Regions from separate parts of the Mus musculus genome. Here regions 1 and 3 are each linked to region 2. Evidence: chromatin loops called from intact Hi-C (ENCODE). Cell type or tissue: left cerebral cortex. All regions are shown on one strand.

Evidence for each region. Hi-C counts contacts between places; a loop is a spot of excess contacts. Peaks named below come from ENCODE experiments on the same cell type or tissue, not always from the same donor. Only the 100,000 strongest peaks of a DNase experiment are listed, where the experiment ranks them.
Region 1: it touches region 2 in a loop (2.7-fold over the local background); 2 of 42 quality-filtered maps call a loop at or near these places.
Region 3: it touches region 2 in a loop (2.2-fold over the local background); 2 of 42 quality-filtered maps call a loop at or near these places.

The regions. Positions count from the first base shown.
Region 1 is chr1:56,959,364-56,967,363 of GRCm38, reverse strand. All of the region lies in intron 2 of Satb2 (special AT-rich sequence binding protein 2), which reads left to right. Among named protein-coding and RNA genes, the nearest start is that of Satb2, 8.0 kb to the left of the region's middle. In left cerebral cortex, no CTCF peak of the experiment used is centred here; DNase peaks (open chromatin) are centred at 1,211, 2,684 and 3,007; H3K4me3 peaks cover 3,719 bases; H3K27ac peaks cover 5,968 bases.
Region 2 is chr1:56,845,850-56,853,849 of GRCm38, reverse strand. It overlaps Satb2 (special AT-rich sequence binding protein 2), which reads left to right. Exons shown (of 11, transcript NM_139146.2): 8 at 3,467-3,679. Among named protein-coding and RNA genes, the nearest start is that of Gm51624, 36 kb to the left of the region's middle. In left cerebral cortex, a CTCF peak has its summit at 3,172; DNase peaks (open chromatin) are centred at 2,884, 3,231, 6,143, 6,317 and 1 more place; H3K27ac peaks cover 2,456 bases.
Region 3 is chr1:56,948,780-56,956,779 of GRCm38, reverse strand. The region is part of intron 2 of Satb2 (special AT-rich sequence binding protein 2); the gene reads left to right. Among named protein-coding and RNA genes, the nearest start is that of Satb2, 19 kb to the left of the region's middle. In left cerebral cortex, no CTCF peak of the experiment used is centred here; DNase peaks (open chromatin) are centred at 836 and 4,879; H3K4me3 peaks cover 432 bases; H3K27ac peaks cover 6,786 bases.

The DNA.
Region 1 (8,000 bases), 110 kb before region 2:
ATAATTTTATTTCTTTATAACTTCTAATCATGTATGTAGACTGGAAGAAAGCCAAGCCTTTTAAAAATGTATATTTTAAATTAAAAAAAATGTTCAAAGTATATTTCTAGTTAGAAATTCTTGTAATTGAAATGTTTTCTTTTAACATAGGATAAGTATAAAGTAGGTTGTATTTCCACCATTGTACATCTCTTGTTGAATATTCTTTGTAAAACAAACATAGATAGTCACAAAAATGTGTACTGCTGAGCCATTTGTTTTCATCTTCGGGCTATTGCATTGTGTCCATGCTGTGGACATGGACTGTGGACACAGAGTAGTGGGGAGCACAGGCTTGTTTCTCTTGTGTTCCTCCTGAAAATTGTCCTCCTCACAGAGCTAGGGAAAATCATTACGTTAATTGGTTGCTCCGTAAAATAGCAATTTATCCCACCGCTTTTGATAAGCAGGAAGAGATAAATGTTTTTGGTTGGCTGAGAGACCATGTTCTGCTGCTGTGCTCCTTTTTAAAGAGTGGGAACTTGTTAGGATTTTTTGATGAGCTTTAGATATTCATAAAAGGGGGGGTTAGCATTCTTGTAGTAGAGTCTGGTTTGAACCAGTTACGTGGTGAATGTCCCATCGCAGTCTAAGGTGTTTTAAGAATCAACTTAGCGTTAAGTCAGTGCCCTATGTACAATATGGTCAGCCTTAGATGCCCAATAGCAGCTACACTGGTTTTGCTCTGTCTTTTCTAACACCTCTACCCCCCCCCCCCCGGGGATGTTTCTGTTCTTTGTGTTATATTTTCCAAAGCATGGATATAGTGAATTGGAAGGGCTCGGATATATGTAAAAGTCAGCTTTTTTAGAAGGTCTTCATGGGGAAAAAAGGCTAATATCTCTTTAAAAAACATATGAAGGCTGGGAGAGAGTTTAGACAGGCAAGAGCCTTGTGGTGTTGACAGCTTTATATCCCTGCTGGGTGACATTCACTTACTAGAATTGGCGTTCCCTCTCAGCTAGTAATTCACTCCATAAGGATTTGGGAAAAGGATGATTAATGGTGGGGGAATTTATATTTGCAGGATTGTTGATTAAAACTTATAGATCTATTTGAAGACTTAGAAGAAGAAGAGATTATTAAGGATGAGTTAACTAAGCATCAGACTCACTCTTTTCTCCACCCTTATCATGAGCCCCTAAGACCGGCTGTGCTGTGTGGAATCCTCTCAGCCAGGCAACCCACAGCCTAAAATGAAAGTGGGGCCAGGGAAGACTGAGAGGAGCCCAGGCTTCTGCCTTTCCTCCTGGACTGCTGCAAGGGGCCAGCCAGCTGTGCTTTACCAGCAGTAAGTCATTGTGCCTCATTCATTGTTAACACAAGCATTTTCACTTTTTAGTGTTTGGCTTCAAGAGGAACTTTCAGACAGCTTTATTTAAACTGAATGAACAGCACTTGGCTATACCAGATGGTGTATTTGCTGATAGGAAGCATTAAACATCAGAAATCTTTTTGGTATTTTTCTTTATCCTAGGATTTTTTTAAATGCTTTCAAAAAGTGTGTAGTGTGTGTGTGTGTGTGTGTGTGTGTGTGTGTGTGTGTGTGTGTTAAATGTTCTAGTTTGGGGTTTGGAATTTAAACCTTGAGAATGTCTTATTGAAATACCTGTTCATTTTGTTAAAAAAATTGCTTATTTTTGAAAAACATTTTGCTTTAAAAATAATTGGGTTTATTGGCGAACTCCTGGCTGAAGTTACGTCCTAAGAGAACTCCCTGAAGTAGGTGGCTCCCTTGCTTCCAGGTCTCTTTAAGAGCATAGCTGTCTTTTTGCAAGGGGAAGGAATCATTATGCAGTGCACACTTGCTGCATTCAAACAGAGAACAAATGTGATCAAGATTGTTAGGCAGGGCCTCATTTAGAGCGGAACATCATCTACTACAACAACAGTTAGCTTAATTGTCTACATGTGGGACATTGCCTTCTCCATTAAGAGCCAAAGAAATGCGGATCAGGTCAGGTGGAGACACAACATTAGCTGTGGGCCAGCAATAATTTTACTTCTGGGAAGTAGTGCTAATAGGAAAGAATATATATATATATATATATTGTAATATTGAAATATGTAAAAATACTTAGAAATATCATTGTCAACCCAGGGAAGTGGAGAGAACTCTGTGTCCCAGGATAACTATCATAAGGTCAGTGGCAGTTGGAGCATACGCTGATAGGAAGGACTCAGGGTTGCAGAGGGAAGACTTCCCTACCCATCCACACTGTTATTACTGCTTTAAATGGAAAGGTTTAAGGTCTTTTAAGAAGAGTATGAACTTAGGCTTGGGGGTCATCTACTCGTCTAACATGTCCTCTGTAGTTTTGCTGAAGTAGAAAAATAGCTCTTCCCTAAAGTGTTTTTAGCCCTTGGCCTGTTATTAAAATAAAGACATACTTGGTTAAAAAAAAATATATGCAATGGAACGTACACATTAAACAGAACACAGGGTATCCGCCCCTCAAAGTCCTGAATGTAATTTGGTGTTTCAAGTAATCTTGGAAGTTTCATGTTCCATCAGCAGAAACCCGCTGACCATTATATAGTGAAGTTCTGCTGCAGTGGTGTGCACTGTGTGCATGCTTGTGTGTGTGTGTGTGTGTGTGTGTGCTTGTGTGTGTGTATGTGCGCTCACCCACCCACGCACGCATGCTTAAAACTACAAAGAAGTCCCTTAAGCATCTGTTTTTTAACTGGTGCAGAAAATAAGCAATACCTTCATTTCCTGAAGGCCGTGTGACTAGCCGAGGTAATTTGTTCATCCTAGATATCCTGTATTGACTCTTTCTCTCTAATTCCTCTCTCTCTATAGGAAGAGAAAACAGATTAATCATTATTTATAAGATATCAGAGAATACGAATTTGGGTAATTTTAAGGACAAGGGAATCAGTTATTTCAGTCAAGACTATAGTAATTTTTTGGGGTGCCGCTTGGCAAGAGAGCAATTATGAGGCTTGATGGTTTTACTTTGGTGAATTGAAACACTGTTGCTGCTTCCCCCTCCTCTCCTCCTCCTTCTCCTCCTCCTCCTGTTCTTTCTCCTCTTCTGCTAAGCAGCGATTCATTGTAGCAGCAGTGCTGTATGTGAATATACTTAAAAGCTGTGCTACACTAACAGAGTTAGATACATTCCATATTATAGCATTTCCTTTGGATACATATATCATTTGTTGTCTTTTGGCTTCTATTGAGATAAAATTGATTCCATTTCTTAGCATTAAAACTAATAATCCCACATTTGGTATTATTGTTTTATTTCAGCTTGCCAAAAGCTGTTCTTCATAGCAGGAAACATATAACTCACTAAGATATTTATATATTTTTATTTAATAAGTACACTTTAAAAAACTCTCTAAGAAATGTATAGTAACATAGTAACTTGTGCTATCTTTCTTACACTGAGACTGAGGTACAATGGCATTTTGGAACATATTTAAAGACAGAGCATTTGACAAAAGTTGTATGTGTAACAGTTTGTCAGTAGAAAGTGACAAGCGGGAAATGACAAATGAAATGTTGGCATCATCCCTCTTTATTTTGATAAAAATGTCTCAATTTGCAATGATATAATACTGTTTCATAGTATTTCGTGAGTTGTGGGAGATGCATAAGGAGAATTTAGATTTTGTGAACGGGAAATTAGCAGCCCAAACTCTCTTTTCAGAAGCTTTGGCAGCATGGCCCTTTCCCCCTGCTCCCCGAGAACAGGAACAGCAGTGAAATGTTGGATTGAACCCATACAGTTTAACTCATTATTTTTTGAAAAAAAAAAGGGGGGGGGCGGTGGCTGGGTAACTGAAAGTGGTTTCCAGTAGGAGACCTTTATACTTAGCTGAGGAAGTGCAGAAGAGTTTGCCTTTTCGCTTCCTTATTTTCTTTATGGCAATTTGAGAAGGAGCGATTCCCTGCTCTTGGCTTTGATTGTACAGGTCTCCTCTCCTTCCAATCATCACAGCTCTTCAGCAGTCATTTAGCAAGCCAGTCAGGTGAGCTGTGAATTTCTCTTGTTTTAAAGTACAGGAAAGGTTTTGAAACTGTCAGAGCATTAGAAACAGATCTCTAAATACAAAGGATTCATCAGCCTGCTGCTTATGGATGAGTGATTGCCATTTCCAGAGCCAAAGTCAATGTCTGAATGCAATTGAGGCTGAGCTAAGACAGGTCAGTTGAGGGCTTCCAGAGGGTTTATTTTTTCATTTTATTTTATTCCATTTTTTATTTTTCTACTTTTGACACAGGTGTAACTTCTACATTGTATTGTTCTCTCTTTTCTGAAGAAACATTTCTTCCAGTCTTGCTATCCAGCAATTGAGCTTTTATTTCTTTCCTTTATATGGACGTATATTTGATGAGCCTGACATACCATGGCATTTCTGTAAAAATGTTTCGCGGTATTGGTCATGGTGGCTTATGCCTGACATAGCAGCACTTGAGAGACTGAGGCAGGAGAATTCTGAGTTTGAGGCTAGTCTGGGCTAAATATTGAGTTCCTATTCAGCTTGAGCCACATAGCAAGACGTTGTCTCAAAAATCCACAACCACTAACACCAAAAATATCCTATGATAAAGTTTTCAAAGTCATGGAAGAATATATATATATATATATATATATATATATATATATATATATATATATATTTCAAATAGTAGATTTTTTATTAATTGCAAATGATAAATTGTGATGAAAACAAGGATAATTAGGTGACACAAGGTATTAGAAATGTCACCTACTCTGTCTTTTCTTGTTATTTGTGAAGCTTTGGTTAATTGCAGATTAACAACAGGCCAGATAAAAAGCTGTAAATGTCTAAATCTGTTTAGATATGCAGTTATGGCAACTGAATTTAGGGCATGTATTTTAAAATTATTATCTATAACCTCTCAAGCCAAAATAAGAAAGTCCCGGAATGAGTGAAGTATAATGAGACATGTGTGTAAAGATCCTAGGATGAAACCCAGTAATTTTTTGCTAACCTAAAATCATGATAATAATAAAAAGGCAAATCAGGTCCATATTATACTTACCAGAGCAATGCATAAAATAACAGCAGAGCAGAGAAATCAAACCAAAGTCCATAAAGAACAGTGTCAACAGTTTAAACCCTGAAATCCAGTTATTAGAGAGTCAAATCAGTGTACAGCAGGCACTTGCGGGACTGTTGGTCTGATACAGTGGGATAATAAAACTTCTCTGAGAAGTTTTCCATTTAACTTCTTCCTGATGCTGTTACTTACTGTATGAGGTGAAGTGATTTCTCCTCTTAACTTCTTGCCTTATTATCACAATGGAGTTCTGTCCTAGCACAGTTGGTTATTAAACTGTGGTATTAAGAAAATACTTTTTAACAAAAGTAAAGGAAGAGGCTAGCACTGTTTATTAAAGTACATGCATTCCCCAGCTGTGTTTGATACCCACTGATGGTTTCACAGAGCTCCGTGCCCATCTCCGTTTGCATGAAGACTTGTACAGATGTGGGGAGAGATAGATTCCAGATAAGAGAGTGTTTTCTAAAACACTGAAGTGTGATAGGCAATTTACAAGACGTACCTGGGAATAACTGGAGCTACAGCATAGGAATGGTCACTTACCCTTTTCTTCCTTGAAGGTCTTTGCTTGATTTAGGTCCATAGCTGGAAGACAAGTATATCAGTACTGTCATAACTAATTGTTTTATTTTACACAAGAAAAAATCTTTTCTTTCCAGAGAGAACCACACAACTGCAGAGAACTGACCAAAGGCAAAGAGTAAAATAAGAAACCGTATTTTGATATTTTTCTGATTGTGTCAGCACATGAAAATCAAGCCTTTGACTGCTCTATTACTTACACATATAAAGAAATCCAAAATTGATACTTCTGATAGCTTATTAGAAAAATGCATTCATATAAAACTCTTAAAATTGCTGTGTTTTTGAAGCATTATTTTTTTGTTTAATAGAACAAAACTTTCTTTTGTCATAATCCAAAGATGGTAACAGAGCCTCATGATAAATGTCTCTTTAAGTGTCGTAGTAAAAGAAAATGACTTGCCTTCTGAGGCAGTAGAGGGTTTATGTTGTTTTGGACCCATTTCCAAGCAGTGATCGAAAACAGATTACAATAACAATTATACAGTCAGAAGATGCAATATCCATTTCTGCTTTAATTGAGTGAAGGAATAATAAAAACATCATTAAGAAAAATGAGGTGGACCTGTCACACAGTGTACAAATTTTTAGACTTGAAGACGATGCAGAATAACCAGAGTGCTTCTTGTTTTCTGTGGTGTTTATTAGCTGTGATCTGCATTGGCTGTCCTTCCCTGAGAGGTTCACAAAAACTCCTGTGGGAGTGTGTGCCCTGGCACCACAAAGGTGCACTTTTGCCTTAGGGTCTGACATGTTCTTGAGTTATACCTGAGGTGTGACCCCCTCAGCCTCTTTCTAACCTGTGGGGATATATATATCTACAGAATTGGCAGCTTGTCAGTAGTGCGTAAGAGCTAAGTGAGGTACCAGCCAGCAAGTCTTTACAAAGTCCTCAGGAGGCTAAACTGGAAAGAGAAGGTTGAGGCCCACCCATACCTGTCTTCTCCCCTGCACATACGAGAACCTGAACTTCCTCGTTTTCATGTTATCACCTTGTCACTTTGGTAGAAGTAGAGAGTTAAGACTGTCACTTGAATACAGAGCATCTGACTTTCATTCTGAGTTCTGTAAACTATTGCATATATCCATTTGTCTTTTTTTTTTTTTTTTAAATTTGAGGTGGGTTCTCAGTGTGTAGCCCTGGCTAGCCTCAAACATCCCCCTGTCTCTGGGATTAAAGGAGCACACACCAAGTCCCACATTTCCATAATTGTTAACCTTGTTGGGCTGGGCTAACAGCAGCCATTCCGCAGTCCACACTTCTCTGTGGGACAGCAGCAGACAGCAGCCAAGATCACTGGCTAAGTTTTCATGCTGAGTTGCTCTTCTTACTGGAAAACTTCACAGTTCCTGAACACCTGGCCATGACAGTGGAGTCAGGCCCCAGCGGCCTCTCGCAGAGAAGCACTGAGGCTCAAGCACCGGATGTCCCTAGCACTTACAGCCCAAATTTGCACTCAGTTGAGACCCTCAGAAGGGACCTTTTAAAAAAAATCAGTTGTTAAAACATTTTCTTGGTGCCATTACTTGAAAAGATCTTTCTGTGAGCTGCAACATAAAGGATGGAATGGGTGTTATATCCTGTGGTGGAGGGCCCAGAGACCCTGGTCAGCCCAGAGATCATTCTTTCAGAAGGGAATTCCTATTGAATAATCCAAAAGAGCTTAACATGTGTATGCCATAAAGAGCGTTTAGTTAATAACACCTTCATTAAATAGCACCTCAATTAAACCTTTGTCAGCAAAGGTTCTTTTACCTTCATATTCACATAACCTAACAGGGCTGAGCTTTAAGGATCTATTAGTGGTTCTGTTTTTTCTGGGCTTTACAGTTTGAGCCTAAACATTAATTCTGGGTGGAACTTGGCATCTTGTCTCTTTGCCTCAGAGGGAATTTTTGTTGTACAGTAAAAAGTGGTATTTCTTTCACGCAACCACCTTCTCTGAGTTTCCCCCCTTTTCTCCTGAGCAAAAAGCAATTAAGTAGTCAAGGTTTTAAGAGTGTATCTTTAATTTTAAAAACAGAATGATTATTTTAGGTGAATTAAGCAATTTTTCCATTAGTTCACATTGTAAAAAAGAATAGAAAAGGGACGCGGAGTCAATAACGCAAAGAAAGTATTTTCCTTCTCTTCTTCTCAACACGAAACCCATGAATTAGTGGCTACTGTTTTAGATGCTGAGAGTTAAGACATTTTGTTTTATTTGTGTTACCTGCTATTTTAACACTGACTGAAAGAAAGGAAAATCGATTCTCTGTCTGAAACAACTGGGCTTCCCAACCTTATCTTGGAAAACATACTTCCACTCAGTTGTTCTGCGATGGTCTTTTCTGTCGC
Region 2 (8,000 bases):
GTGTGTGTGTGTGTGTGTGTGTGTGTGTGTGGTGTGTGTGTGTGATGATTTCCAACAAACTGGATTCACTTCACACCTATATCTGCAGAATTTACAACACATCTTTAAAATCGTACTTTACAGCATTTAAATGGACACAAAGTGAAAGTAGTCAAAGTGAAAAAATCAAAACCAAACAGCTAAGGTCTCGTTCACTCTAGTTAGTCACTTACCATTGAAAATGTCCCCAGTGGAAAGAATGCACTTTGGGACTACGGCCATACTTATGAGAGTTGAGGTAAGGGATTTGGAGCAATGTTGTAATTTTCTGGAAGCTGTGTATGAAGGTGATACTGGCCAAGTTTGTTCATTGAGACTGTATCTGCAGTTAGGTAAATTACTTGACAGAAGCAATATATTCCACCAGCCACCTAACTTCCAAATGCTGTCTGTCTGTCTACCTGTCTTTTGCTTCAACAGTGATGTTGACCAGCAGCCATCATCAAGGGTGCTCTCTATGAGAGATGAGTGAATTTTCCTAGAAGACTATCTAGAATGTGACCGATGTAGAACATGGACCCTATGCAGTTTTAAAGTAAAACCATAAAGCAAACTCAAGAAACAAATAAAAACAACACTCAGTGATTTTAATGACGTCTTTTTTTGTTTGTTTGGGAACCTGCATAGTTTTTAGATATGGTATATTAGGACAATAGTATTTTATATCACTATTTCATATGTAAGAGCCTTTGTTGTAACACTATGTGACTCCATAATTTTATGGAGAAAGAATAAGTTAAACTCTACCTCTAAAGATATTTTGATTTATAATTTATATTTTTACACATACCACCTACCTTGCTCTTTCCTTGAGCACATATGTGCATGCCCATATGTGCATGAGTATCTCCATGATGACCCTAAAATTCCTTTATTACAATCTTGAAGAAGGTGGGTAGAGGAGACAGAAGGGAGGAAGGCTGGGGAGGAGGGAGAAAACCAACTCGTTCTTTCTATGCATGGCTCATTATGAGAGAAAGCGCAGAGGAGTATCAATCTTACTGTCTTACTGACCTTGGAAAGTGGGAGCAATTTAAAATCCACTTCCTTTCTTCATATTAATTTAGAGATGTTTAAAAAAAAATCTTTGAAGCAAATCCATTATGAACATTTCAGGTTGCTCAGTTAAAATGGGAAGCAGGGTGACCCAAGGCACAAGTGACTCTTAATTTCGGGAGAATCGATTCATGGAATGCACACTTTCCAGGAAGACAAGTGCCTCACTTGTTGCTCCTAAAAGCATGCCGTGAGATCTGGATTTTCCTTTAATCATTTCAGCAGTAGGATATTTTTACACATACCACCTACCTTGCTCTTTCCTTGAGCACATATGTGCATGCCCACATACTAACTAGCACACAGCCCCCTCCTCCGCCACACATACATACCTTACATACACACACACACACACACACACACACACTTTCTCTCTCTCTCTCTCACACACACACATTTCTTCTAGCTTCATTATGTGGTATATTTTATCCCTATTCACATTCTGACCTCAAGCCAACACCATGTGCTTCCTAGCTATGTTTGTGTAGGCACTTACCCAGGTATTAGGATTCCTCTAATCACAGTAATGTGACCTCTACGTTCAGAGCTAGCAGATGGCACACTGTCGGTAGCTTCCTTGCAGTAGAGTTGTTTTGTATGATTTTAAAAACTAGGTTTATTTATGTATCTCTCTGTATGTGTATGGTATGTTGTGTGCACACCCATGCATGTGCATGCATGTGCACATGGTTGCAGGAGTCAGTTCTCTTCACCTACCATGTAAGCCCCAAGAATCAAACCAAGGTCATCAGGCAAGTGCTTTTACCCACTGAGCCACCTTTCCAGTCCCTGTGTGGTATATTTTATCCCTGAATGATGACTATACTTCCTTGATTGTTGGCAACTGTGTGACATGCCTCCCTATAAATGGTATTTGCCATACTACGGCACAATATAGTAATTTGTATGAAAATGCCCACTATACCCTGCAGACTTCTGTCCAGCCAGAGGATAATTCTCCTTACAGCCACTGCTGTTTTATATGTGAGCTGCATCTCCTGCACTTATATTAATTTCCCTCAGTGCAAAGCATCGTTGGCACGTGCAGAGCTTTACCACAGTCTATAGAAGTGACTTTTTGTGTGATCAAAGTACAGGATTAGCATCTTAGCTCTTCTTGGAGAAACAGTTGTAAAAGTTAGTGCCCTGCAAAAGGATAAAATAAGAATGAGAATATGAAATGATGCTTCTGTGTGATAACCCAACAAGTGCATGCGACAGTAATGGATCTGCCTCTGTCTTAGTATCTCTCTAGCTCAGTGGTTCTCAACTTTCCTAATGGCTCAACCCTTTAATAGTTGCTCATGTTGTGGCACCCCATCCATAAAATTATTTTTGTTGCTACTTCATTACTGTAATTTTGCACCTGTTCTAAGTTGTGATGTAAATATCTCACCTGCAGGATACCTGGTAGGCAACCCCTGTGAAAGGGTTATTCTGCTCTATCAGGGTCAAAGCCTGTATGTTAAGAGCCATTTCTCTAGCTCATCTCCTACTCTCCTCTTAGGCCATGCTGCTGTAGAGTATCGACAAAATCTTTGTGAATTCTGTGTCACTAGAGTACACAAAAACCCTGCTTTTAAAACCCCCATATTGAGTTGAGTCACAAACTCAGAAAACATCAAGTCGATCAAGACATCAGAGCCTATCAGCACTACAGTTAGCACATGCCCCGGTCCCTAGCTAATGTAACCACATTTTCATCACTTGACATTAGAGTTTCCCATGTGGTACCCCACAAAAGTCTGGGGTGCCTCATGGTACCTATGAAAGCATAGCTGCTATGCGTGAAGGCTGGGAAGTTATCAGAGTTGACAGGTTATGTGTGCTTTCTATTCGCCACCTCCCTTTACCTTAGGAAACATCTATATTGAAACCAGTGTCCGGTCATACAGAAATTCAGCCAAACTTTTATTATTTTTTTAAAATCGATGTAAATCTCCCATGCTGTTTAAATGTCGGAACTAAATTTACCAAACTTGGCAGATTCGTAAAGCTAAGCAGGACTGCCAAGAGTTCCCAGTTTCAAGCAGAGAGAGTTCTAACAGCTCCTGAAATACTTGCTGGAGGCACCTGGTGGTTAATTGCAGCTCCATATTTCCTCCTGAGCGCCTACCTTGCTCGCTGGCATTGGCGCACATAGGATTATTACAGCGATGATGAGGTGGCAGAATAGAAGTCCTAAAATAAGGCACAGCCCCGGAAAGGGAACACATTCATACAGACTCCTCCCTAAGGAATTAGGCATGTTCCTGATATTCTCTCAAGCTGGTTATGCCAAACAAGTAGAGGGGCAGTTGGCAAGGGAGACGGAAACCATACCCGTAAATCCGTAGACATGACTTTGCCTATTTTTTCCCCACTCTACCAGGGATTATTGTCAGAGATACTGCGTAAGGAAGAAGATCCCAGGACTGCGTCTCAGTCTCTTCTAGTAAACCTGAGGGCCATGCAGAACTTCCTCAACCTGCCTGAAGTGGAGCGTGATCGCATTTACCAGGATGAGCGAGAGAGGAGCATGAACCCCAATGTGAGCATGGTCTCCTCTGCCTCTAGCAGTCCCAGCTCCTCCCGAACCCCACAGGTGAGCTGTCTGCTCCACACTTCACATACTTCACTCGTGCTTCATGGACATTGTGTTTTTCCTTGAAAACCAAGAAACATCATTGAACAGGTCAAAGGATATAACCTCTGGCTATATCATGAGGTAACCCTGTGCTGTGGAGGTGTGTTATTCCCTTCTCTTTAGGATAACCCCATTCTTCCACATAAGCAGGTGAGGGGACAGGGCAAGAGTAGGAGGTGAGTTCCTGTCTTTTTTACAGTTTCAGAAGAAGAAGAAGAAGTGGGGTTCCTGTGGGGGTTGTGTTTGTATAAGAGCTACTTTATTTTCCTTACATTGCTTGTTTATTTTTCTGGGGGTGGAATGTGGTTGAGGGCAAGAAACAGCAGTTCAGATGCTGCTGTGAGCAATTCAGAAAGATAAAATGGAAGGCAGGAGAGATGGCTCTGCGGTTAAGATGGATTATCATCTTTGTTTGTAATTCCACCTCCAGGGGGATCCTGCACTCATGTGTACCTATGCCACCCAGACCCCCAGTAACAATACAATAAAAAAATTTCCCTTTCCCTTTCCCTTTTCCCTTTTCCCTTTTCCCTTTTCCCTTTTCCCTTTTCCCTTTTCCTTTTCCCTTTTCCCTTTTCCCTTTTCCTTTTCCCTTTTCCCTTTTTTCCCTTTTCCCTTTCCCCTTTCCCCTTTTCCCTTTCCCCTTTCCCCTTTCCCCTTTCCCCTTTCCCCTTTTCCCTTTTCCCTTTTCCCTTTTCCCTTTTCCCTTTTCCCTTTCCCTTTTCCCTTTTCCCTTTCCTTTCCTTTCCTTTCCTCTCTCTCTCCCTCTCTCTCTCTCTCTCTCTCTCTCTCTCTCTCTCCCTCTCTCTCTCTCTCTCTCCATCTCTCTTTCTTTCTTTCTTTAGAGAAACACAGTGGAAAAGTTCTGTGTGTGTGGGTGCAGTAGCTAGGCCAGAGCAAAGGGTCCTGGTGACAGGGAGCCTCATATTTTGTCACTCTAGGATTTGGGAATTTCTGGCCTCCCTGTCTGCTGCACACTTCTGAAGTATTCAGAGCTCACAGTAGGCAGGGCACACTTCCAGTTCAAACGTAAGCTGCTCATCTCCACTTACTCCCTGCTTCCCCTAATTTCTCACTACTCTGTTGACATAGATAAAACCATTTCACTCTCTGGTTCTCTGGGTTGCATAAATTCTGAGTGATGGTTCTCAAAGCTGAAGGTTAATTGGATCATACCAATTTGTGCAAACCTGAAAACTGGGTACAATAAAATCAAAGGTTGCTTTGCTAAGAAACTATAGTTTCATTCTTCTTGGTTTGCTTTCTGATAAGTTCCAAGAAGTTGACTAAACACAGAATTAGAACTTTATTCTGGTAGGAATATTAGGGCCTTCTCAGGTATATTGTCATTTTCTTCCCACATATCTTGACTCTATTTTAGCACCCTACAGTAGATTTGTAATCGTGGATCACCTTCTGTCACGTCCTGCCAAATTGTTTTACTTGTAAATTACGACTCATACTGCTAAGGACTTGGCTACTTACTTTGGACATCTGCAAGCAAGCCTTTTAATTTATTTCTCTTTAAATATCAAAGAATACATAGTGAACTGTTGTTAGGACATTGACAATTTGCGTTAATACTGACTGCTAATAAATTCAATAGTACTTTTACAACGTTTAGCCATTATTGGAGAGTCCAGTCACATTTCCTACTCCGTGTCGTTCCCCCCACCCCCACCCCTCAAGCAGCTCTCTTGGAAGAAGGCCACTTGTACTTGTTAGAAAATGGCACAGGTCAGTTTGTTTTGTTTTCAGAGTCTTTGTAATATTTTTCAAACAAGATTGTATCACCAGCACCTTTCCAAAGACCTGATCACTTCCAGAGCCTGAGTAGCTTAACATGGTTTCACATTAGGGCATTTTCCTTGTCTGAGTTAGGATCCAATCTTGAAATTTCCTAGATAAAACGTCCTTTATGGATAAGTACAGGAAGTTGTGCATTTAATTTTACTGCTTTTTTTATTTCTGAAAATACATATGAAATATTCAGACCTACTTTTGAGGATTATAATCCTAGAACCACGCTTGTACATTCATTACCATTTTATTCTGTATCTGTTGCTGAAGATTGGGAAAAGAAAGTTATTTGAAACTTTCAACATTTAATGCATACCTATGTGTTTATGTATTTAAAATTCGCTCTGACATATCTCAATAATAAAGATGCTTTGTACAAACAACAGCAGCAGAAAATGGTGATACATGCCTGCTGTCTTGGCACTTAGGAGTTGGAGGTGGGAGGACAATAATTTCATGGTCAGTAGTTACAAAGCAGGTTCAAGGCCAGCATGACACCCTGTCTTGTAACTGGAAAAAAAAATGATGCAAATTTCTACAGATCTCTTGTTTGAGGGTGGATGTGAGTGGGAGCTACACTGTCCTCATTTGGAGGAGCATCTTTGTACATGCCAGCAGCTTTAAACAAATCATTTTCCAGAATCCTCCATTCTTCAGTGGCCAGTATCTTCAATGTCCTTGGTAACAAGATGGCATGGGGTGAGAATGGTCCTTTACTCCTTCTCCCTGGTGGCACAGCAAGTACTGTGAGCATTCTGCACAAATTCCACCACTGCTGGTTTGTGGTGACATTCTTGTGTTTCCAGTGAGGAAACAGGCTTCTCTGGGCTAAACAGCTCATATAAGTGAGTTCACATGACTGCGTGGTAGAGTGGGAATTTGAACTGTAGTTTTTCTGATGCCAGAATTCAGAATCTTACCCATGCACCATAGTTACCACTGTGTTTTAGCTCTAAGTGTTCAAGTGAAGATTTAAGCACTGAGGTACACCTCGACAATGAACGACAGGTGAGAAATGGTCTATCATTCTCTTAGCAAGGAGTGTGCAGTGGGTGAGGTACATAGTTTGATTAGAAAAAAACGAATCTAGAGGATTGAGTTATTGTGGGAAGAGAATACTTGCCACAGCAACCTCTCCCATGTCGAAATGGAGTTGCATAGTAGACCGGAGGCTCTGAAGTCAAGGTGTTCGTTGAACACCCTTACTATTGCATGGCCTTTATACCAAGTGAAGACCTCTGTCATTTCAGCTTTTTTACCTGCAAATAAAAATTCAGATAAAACACTACTGGATTTTTATAAGAGCTACAAGATAAAATAGGAGTTAGCAGTCTTCCTAGAGAGCCTGGCACACAGAAGTCCATAAATTATAGTCACTCTGACTTGGCAGTAACTAGTAAAGAAGTTGGGGTGAGGAGGGTAAAAGGAAGATGGTAAGTGCCACCGTGCTCTCTCAGGAAGCCAAGCCTCCATGGGAACTTAGAGCAGGTAGGGCAGGCTTATGACATCCTTGCACAAGTCGGCCATGTCCCAACTGCACGCTGTCTTCCACCAGACCTGTATAGTGCCAGCCTAGGGGAGGTGCAGCTCAGAACACCAACACAGGGAGAGTTGTGATTTACAGACATCATTCTTGTTATGGGATTTTAGAGTGAGTGAGGTCAGAAAGAACCAAACTTAGGCCCATTTAGTCAGCAATGCCTGTGTACCCCGGGGTGGGCTGGCTTGTCCCTGAGTTGTGGCGCCAGGGTTAGGAAATCTGCTTGGACCTTCCAGGTTGGCAGCTTAGGGATCAGACTAAGCAAGGCCACTCTGGGAGTCTTTCGGACCAGGTTGAGTGGGATAGTTTAAGGTATTCGTACCCCAGCAAGCACGACACCTTCTGCGTTGTCCTTCATTTGTCTCTGAAACTAATGGGAAATCATTCGATTAAAACGCACACGGCAGAATGCATGAAACCACAATATGAGTTTAAGGAAATGAAAGCTGCTCGTGGAAGGCATCTGAAGCCGAATTGTATGAAATGAAATTTTGTTTCATTTCCAGTGATTTCCTAGGTGAAATTAGGTGACTGTCTGGGTAGCATAATGACGATAATGACAGGAGCCGCACATACTCAAATAACATACATGAAGCCTTAATAAAGAGCGAGAGGTACTCGCGGGAGTGCATTAAATTGAGTAATAATTTATTATTTAGAGACCTCTACCCATTTACTCAGGTTTTTTTTTTTTCTTGGAGAACTAGCTCTTCTGTAAGGTGTGTCATGTTTTACAAAGAAAAAGGTGAGTGTGTTCTGTGTGCTTGCTTGTGGATAGATGTCATACTTTGGTGTGCTCAGGGTTGCCTTCCTACCTGTGAGCTACCAGGCTACTGTGAGGGGAAGCAAGAGCGGACAGGATTCTGTATGTCCTATAGGAATGCATTGCAATTATTTCCAATCACAATTAACCTGATTAGAATAATGGACAGGAAGTGC
Region 3 (8,000 bases), 100 kb before region 2:
GATTTCCTTTGAGGCTTTGCACCAGTGTTTGATCTCAATTTTTAATAATTTTTTTTGAGTTAAACTCCCCAAAGGAAACATGCTTGTGCTATGAAATATTCCCACTAGAAATACAGGTAGTCCTACCTTATTGAGCACTTGATTCCTGTATTAATTCCTAGCTTGAAAAACCTCAACACAGTTAACCTTGCTCTAACACTACACTGGAGGAATTAATCAAAAAATATTTTTTTAAAAAAATTGTTTGAATTAGATAAAGTAATATTTAGGCAGAGCTCAAAACCTGAGATAATGAAGCAAATAGTATAGGGACAGTTTTTATGACCCCCTTCTTTTGAGGGGTGGGACTCTAGTGAACAGTTGCTGTAGACAGAGTATTGAGAAGGGGCTGAGACAAATGTGTATGCATCCTTGTAAACATGAACACGGCTTAAAATCTACCCTGTCAGAAACTTGCAGAATCAAATTGCTCTTTGTCAGGAGACAAGAATCCGGATACTATTGAAATTTGCTATAATCACTTTTAATACATCATTGACTCTTTTGATGGGCATACTTCAACAACTGTTTAATTTTAAACTTTTAATTGTTCAGTTTTGAAATAATTATCTTCCAGCAATACGCCATGGGCTTGAGCTTTTCTGTAATATCCAGATTGAAAGGAGGCGTTTTGCTGCAATGTAGGCCGTGGTCCTGCTGACCAATTGCCTCCCCAAACCTGAACCTGGCGATTGGTGTTTGTAGCCCGGGAGTCCCAAGTCATGCAGCCTTCCGGTCCTCAAACAGAACCCACAGCAGTGCCTTATGCTGATATGCCAGCAGTCTCTGCCCACTGTGGACACGCATCGCCGCGTGGTCTGGCGAGCTTCCTGTGCCCAAGGGAAAAGCAGCTCGTGAATCCACGTGTCTGTCTCTTTCCTAGAAAGCACTTCCTGTGACCTGATGCTCACTACCGTGTAGGGGGCCCACAGTGATGCTGAGCAGTCCACGCCACTTATTAAAGAAGATGATAAGTGTCTAAGTGGAATTAGCATTGTGTTAAACTGAACCAACGTTTGTTTTGGACATCCCATAGGCCAGGCTTTGAGGTGGGGTGTGGCGGGGGGGGGGGGGGGGATTGTCTAAAGGTGGGCCTCTCCCTGAGGCAGCCACAGGCTAGGTGTGGCTGACATCCGGGGATTTAGTTGCCAGGGTTCAGCTGGGCCTGCAGCGGTCCCTGGTGTCGCTCATTCTTTGTTATTTAGGTAAGTTACCAGAGCCGTGCCTCCTGGGCTCCTATGACACTGTGGTTTCAAACTGCCTTCAAACTGGAGCCTGCCACTGAATTTCCTAGCAGTTAAGCAGCCCTGATGTCAGATTGAGTTACGATTCCTAAACTTGAGGACAGGTCTGGCAGCGGATGAATGTAATGCTACAACCGGTCCTTCTTTCGGCTATTTTGAGGCTCCCATTGAATCTTTGAGAAATAGTGTTCACTCTCCATACTTCTGTCTAACCCTGCACTTCATTTCTAAGGATAGGATCTGCTTCCGGGCTGACAAAGCAACTACTTTTACCACAAAAATCTTGCCTCATTTTTAACCCCTTGTGTCCCCAGATGGTGAGAGGGCGAGAGATGCATTAAGAGATTTTATTGTTGAAACTTTACTTGGTGGCGGGGTGTGTGTGTTCAGTCTGAAGTCCTGGTGGAGAGGAAACCTTTAGGTTTGCGGCTTTGTTTGTCTTTGCCTGTTTCTTTAGAGCAGACAGTAACCTTCCCTCTGTGGCCCTCCACCTTCCTGCCATCACCTCTGTGTGAGGGTTAAATGAAATCAACAGCCAGGAAGAGATGCTGGTATGGAGGTATGTTTGAGGGAGTCTCAAGGCCCCCAGATTGACCTGTGAACTTTTGGGTGACTCCCTTATCCTCGAATGACACACTTCTTTTACACCTACAATTGATGAATTTTTTTTCTACTTTTTTTTTTTAATACTATCTGACATTTCCCCCCAATTAAGTTTATTTGGAAGGAAATATGAAGGTACAGCCCTACCATGAACAGTCCAGTCATCCACAGAGTGCATACAGTGGCCCCATAACGTTACAGCCTGCAGTGCTGAGGTAGCCATTTTAAATCTGTGTGAGTATATACCTGAGATTCACAGAAGGACCAGGAGTACTTTTTTATACTACATCTTCTCTGTTAAAGGAGGAGATGGAGGCCTTTCCATAGCAAAATGAACTGTCTTTGAAACAAATGTTGCTGGAGATTGAACTGCTGGCCTTGTGTTTGCTAAGCATTCTACCCTTGAGCTCTATCCCCACCCCAAAAGTGTCACCTCCTTTATCAATTAATCTCAGAAAATTTCCACATCATCCCCTGAGGACGGGGAGTATACGGCAGCTGGGTTTGGAATGTGGCTGTCTTAATCTCAGAAGGCTGGGCCTGAGAAAGTAGGGAGGCAAGGACAGGGCCAAGGCGAGCTACTACTCTAGGAAAGACACAACTTGGTTAATTTTGAAATTTTGTTTGTGGCCCCAACCAGGAGGTAAATGATGTGCACATTTGTTTTCTGTTTCCGGTTATGATTCTTGGCTCTCAAACTGCACTTTGCTGTTTTAGGGTAGGAGAAAAAGGATAGAAAGTAATGTTGCTCCTGCTCTCCCTCTCTGTCTCTGTATGTATGTGTGTCTGTCAGAGAGAGAGACAGAGAGACAGAGACAGAAGGAGATTATACAAATACTTTCATTTTTCTAGTAAATTGTAATAGGAAAAAGATAGCCTGCCCTTTCGCTCCAGTCTTTGGAGAATAGACTGTATTAAGTTGGCTTCCTGAATTTCTCCCGTCTTTCTTGGGCTTGGTGTAGAAGTTATTTATAATGGAGGTTGTGGAATGTGGTACTTTGCTTCAGGTTCAGTTTATGCAAAGAACGGATAGGGAGGCTCTGTGCACAGCCTTTGTATCTTCAGTTCTTCTGGAATCTTAGGTGACAGATAGTGCGAGATAAACTGAGGAGTGGTCCTGTGGCTGCCTTCATTCCTGAAATGGGTGGGTTTTAGGAGCCACAGGGAGGACAAAGGCAGGCCTGCTATGACCTCAAATAGCTACTGCCCTTCAGGTTGCTGTTCCAAGAATGAAGGTGGACTCAAAAGAGGACAAAGGGGGCCAGGACAAGGGTGGAGTCTGGCCCTTCAGAGTCTTTTCTCATTTTGTCTGTAGTGCCTGAAGAGCAGATCATTTCTGAAGTCATTCCAAGCCTCGCACTGCCCCCACAAATGGGGGTCCTCAAAAAATTCACTGATTCAGTAGCACCGCCCTCTTGGAGGTACAGCGAGTGGAAAGGGTTGCTAGCTAATAGGGCAAGTTGTTGGGTCCCTGTGGGTGGAGTCTGGGATATATTCTCAGAGGAGAATGTGGGGTTTAGATGGGCCGAGTTGTTGCTCTGCCTCAGCTGCATCATTTTCTGGTCCTTTCAGACGCTTCATTTATTAGCTGAGGTCAATGAGGACCTTCTCAGGTGGTAAATATGAGGAAAAAGTACAGGTGACTCGGTGGGTGGGGCGATTCCACCCAGCTGAGGTGGCAACCTCCAGCTGTGATGATCCTGTGCTTCAGGCCAATCTTCCATCTCTCCGGGCTGAGGTTAAAGCACTCAGAGAGCTGGAGAATATTCTAGTTCCTCTCCTTTTGCCCATGGGAGCATTCCTTGTAGCTCAGGACCAGGAAAAGGAAGTGGGAGAGCTTAGAAAAGACGTAGGACTCCCACTGTTAGCAATCAAGTAGCTGCCTAAGGTTTGCTAGGTGTAGAAGAGAGGCAAACACCTTTTACTATCTGAGATAAACAGAATAGCTTTTGTTCTTAAGTTACCTAAGATCTAGAATCCAAAGGAGAGATCCTCACGTATGAGGGGTGGGGTGAAGTGCTCAGGACGATCACGTACTTCCATGTCTTAGTATCATTTTTTAGTGAGTTTTTTCTGTGTGCAAAAAGCCATTGTGTGTGTTTGTAATTTGGCAGATTGCTTGTAGGGGCATATTATCTCACAGAAAATATAAGGCACATGTGTGATGTCTAACAGCCACACTTAAAACAAGCTAAAAAAAACCAAGTAACAATTTTAACAATGCATTTAATTCAGTTTGTTCAAATATTATTTCTACATGCAATTCATTTTCTAACAAATGTTTATAATACATTTACTTTTGTTGCTTTTTTTTTTTTTGGTAGTAAGTCATTAAAATCGAGTGTCTTTTATACTTAACACGGGTCTCAGTTGAAGAGGAGACACTTCAAGGCCATGCTTTTTGCTATAGAGCATGTTGAATGCTATTGGTTATTCTTGTTTGTATGATAAACCATACAGTGATTTCTAGTTTCATTAGGTTATTTGGTGATAGTTTATTCAGTCACTATTAGTGTTATTTTTATTTGAAGAAATACTTTCTTAGTGTCCTGAACATTGCTTACTGAAAAGTATTGAAGAAATGATTGTCTTTTTTCCATCTGTAAAATGGCATTGATACTCATATTTAAAAAAGAAGGCTAGATAACATTGTCTGAGAGCTGGCTGACCTAGATGTATTGCACGTGCACATGCACACCACACACACACACACACACTCACACACACACACACACACACACACACACATCATTTGCATGTTAGCTGGGAGAATTTGAGTCTTAGAGAACTCTACATACATTATGAACAGTCAGTGACTCAGGCAGAGTGACCGAAGCAGGATTGTTTGACTCCAGGGCCGACTGCCTGCCACCCCAGGGCTTTTCAGAACATCTAACTATCTTCCCACCGGTCTGTTCACATGGCCGAGGTGGCAGTACAGAGGCTGGAGCCATGGCTCTTTAGGATGCATGCCCTTCTTCAGAACTATGACAATGAACATGGCTGTTCCAGCCTTCTAACAGATGACAGCAGGGAAGCACGCTTCTCTAGGGGAGAGAGCCCCGTTTCCTGTCTGCAGTGACAGAGGACAGCATATGTCCTGCTTGCCTGAACTAGTCATGATTTTTAGTAAATGGCTGGGGCCCAAGTGCCTGTCTTCAGATTAAACTACCTGCCTACCTCCAGCAATTGTAAAAGGCTTAACAAGGCTTATGATCAAAAGGTCCAAAGTTCTCCACTTGATCATCTGGAAATGGGTCTGTGCCACAATAAAAGAAAAATAATGCCGTAAGCTCAAATACGGGGCTGGAGCCCGAGGCTTCCTTTATTCTCTCGTCTCCTTTAGAACTTGTAACTGTGTTTGGCTCTCTGCTGCTGCTTCTTTATTGAAGCTACTTTATTCTTGCCACTGTTACATTTATTTTTGAAGCATTTTGTAAATTCCCTCCCTGTCCTCTTCTCTATTCTTCCTTTGCCAGAGGACAGCAGTGAGACTGGGGAGGAGTCACTTCCTTGGGAGGTGCACATTTCTTCTTGCCCTGTGTAGGCTTCCCTGGGGTAGACCTGTTTTCAAAGGCTTTTGAGTCCTATGCCTTAATTTTCACGTCAATTATACCAGTTTGCTATTTTTCACTTATTTCACCATTTTCATTAGTAATTGCATCAGTTTTTCTTTTTTTTCTTTTCTTTTTTTTTTCCTTTTTTTTTTTTTTGGTAAAAACAGAATTGCATTATAAAGCCATAATTGTTGAATCAATCAAGTACTAGTAAAATGATTAATTTTTCCAACAATGGAATACAACCTATTACCATATCTGTGATCCTGTGTGTGTATGCCTGTGAGCCTGTGTGTATCCACTGTGTGTGTGTGTGCTTGAGTGTGCGTGCACTTGTTCGTGTGCATGCTAATAGAGATTTGAAGTTGATATCGGGTGTTTCCTCTGTCATTTCCCACCTTACTTTTTGAGGCGGAGTATCCCATCGAACCAGGAGCTTGTCATTTTGGCTAAGCTGGCTGGCTAGTAGTCCAGGATCCTCCTGTCTCTTGGCCCTCACTGCTGCAGTCACAGAACACATGAGTCACTGTGCATGGCTTTGCATTGTGCTGGGTATCTGAACTGTGGTCTTTGTTCTTACAACAAGCACTCATCCACTGAGCCATCTTATTTTTTAGGTAGGTGACCCAGGTAAGGGGATTGGTGGTTGCTTTTGACTAGAAGGAATTACTGCTGTTGTGCTAGCCAGCAGTTGTTCCCTCCAATCACAAACTAAAATGTTTAAGAAATATTTTTCCCAAACTGAGAGTTATAAAACATCAGTTTCTTACATGTTATAGACACCTGAGATTTTATGTTGTATTTTGTATTTAACTAGTTGTGCTGTTACTTTGAAATTAATAGGACCAGTCCCAGACTTACTTAGTCATGGGTGAATGCTAGTTTATAGAGTAGCTAGATTCATTTAAAGGCCTTATCTGTGGTCCCCAGATGTGTGACATGTACGTGTTGACATTAGGAACTGCACATGGATTTTCAGCACTGAAACCTCTGTAGACACAGGTATTAGCGATGAGGCAGCTTATGGCACTGCTGGCTACGTGGCTGTGTGTGAGCATATGCTTAAATCACTAGAGGTAGCAACGAGCCTGCTTCCTTTAACAAAGATTATATACCAGTATGTAAGAGTTAAAAGGTCTAAATGGGGCTATTCCCTGCCGGGAAGGGCTCTCCTGGATGGGTTGTATAAAATGCCATTATGCTTGCTTAGGAAGGTTTTACAATGCTTCCAGCTACAGTGCGGGCAGAAGCCATAGCAGACTTGTTCTTACCTGTATCTATGGAGTGATGGGTGATACCTGACACATAGTAGGTGCAATCAATAAGTGCTATACAAAATGAATGATGAAAAGATAATGTGAGAGACATCTGATTTGTACTCTTCGTTATGTATCTTAAATATATTTGGGAATAACCTCCCATAAACAAATAAATAATAAATACTTCACAGATGGTAACCAAGGAAAACAGCACTATAAAGCACTACACTAAATCATCTCCTTTGCCTAATGTTTGAGTCGTCTCACTGCCACCTTGCATTTTCCATGGTTCTGTACGATGGATGAGTTTTCTGTGGGGAGTAATGATGGAGTCAAGGGTTGTCCCAAGTGTGGTGTGGTGAGACGTGTTGGGCTGTTGCTCAGGCTTAATAATAATTACCAAGATCTTTAATGATAACAATTCTTAATGAGTATTATTATTGTTAATAATGATATTTAATAATTATACCCAATACTTATTATCTTTAATAATAATAATTAGCACATGGGAACCAGTTGTACCATTGTATTATCTTTAGAACAAAACCCTGAGTCTGTGGGCCAGGAGTCTGCAAAAGTGCCTGCTTTTCGCCTCTGCTTTCCAGATCTCAGTGAGTCAGGAGGCATCTGGGGTCAGAGCAGGGAGAGCTGCTGGAAGCCTTCTATACATCTGTGCCTTGGGCCTATCTATCCTCAGTCAGGTTATAGAGGCCTTGTTTTCATTATGGAGTGCCTGGACCAAGTGCTGTCACACTTCCCATCCTCCCTCTGCCCGCCTGTACATCCTTTATAACGTTTGTGTTTTGTTGCACAAAAAAAAAAAAAAAAAAAAAAATAGAGAATGACTCAGTGCAGATCCTCCTTCCATAATGTACTAATTTGTGTGACTTATGCAGGGCAGAGTCCATGTTTATTACATGTCCATTGGTAAATCTTTGATCTTCTTTTGTCTTGCTGTGTTTAGATTTACATGCCTGTATGACATTTTCTAAAAAAAAAGTTAAAAACTGTTTGGTGAATTAAACATTTTTTAAGCTTTTCACACTTTGATACAAAGCAGAGAAATATTTCAGTGACAACCGATTTCAACAGATTTTTGAAATAGACTAATTTGCTTTATTCTTTAGGGTAGTTTATTTATTTATTTTTTTATCTGCAAACATTGAAAAGTATTCTGTCCAGGGATAACTCGTGTTCATGTATAAAATAATTCCAAGGACATGAAGTTTGCATTTAGCTGTATGCTTTATATTAGTTCAACATTAGTTGAGATTTTTCTGATCTGTACTTTTTTCAAG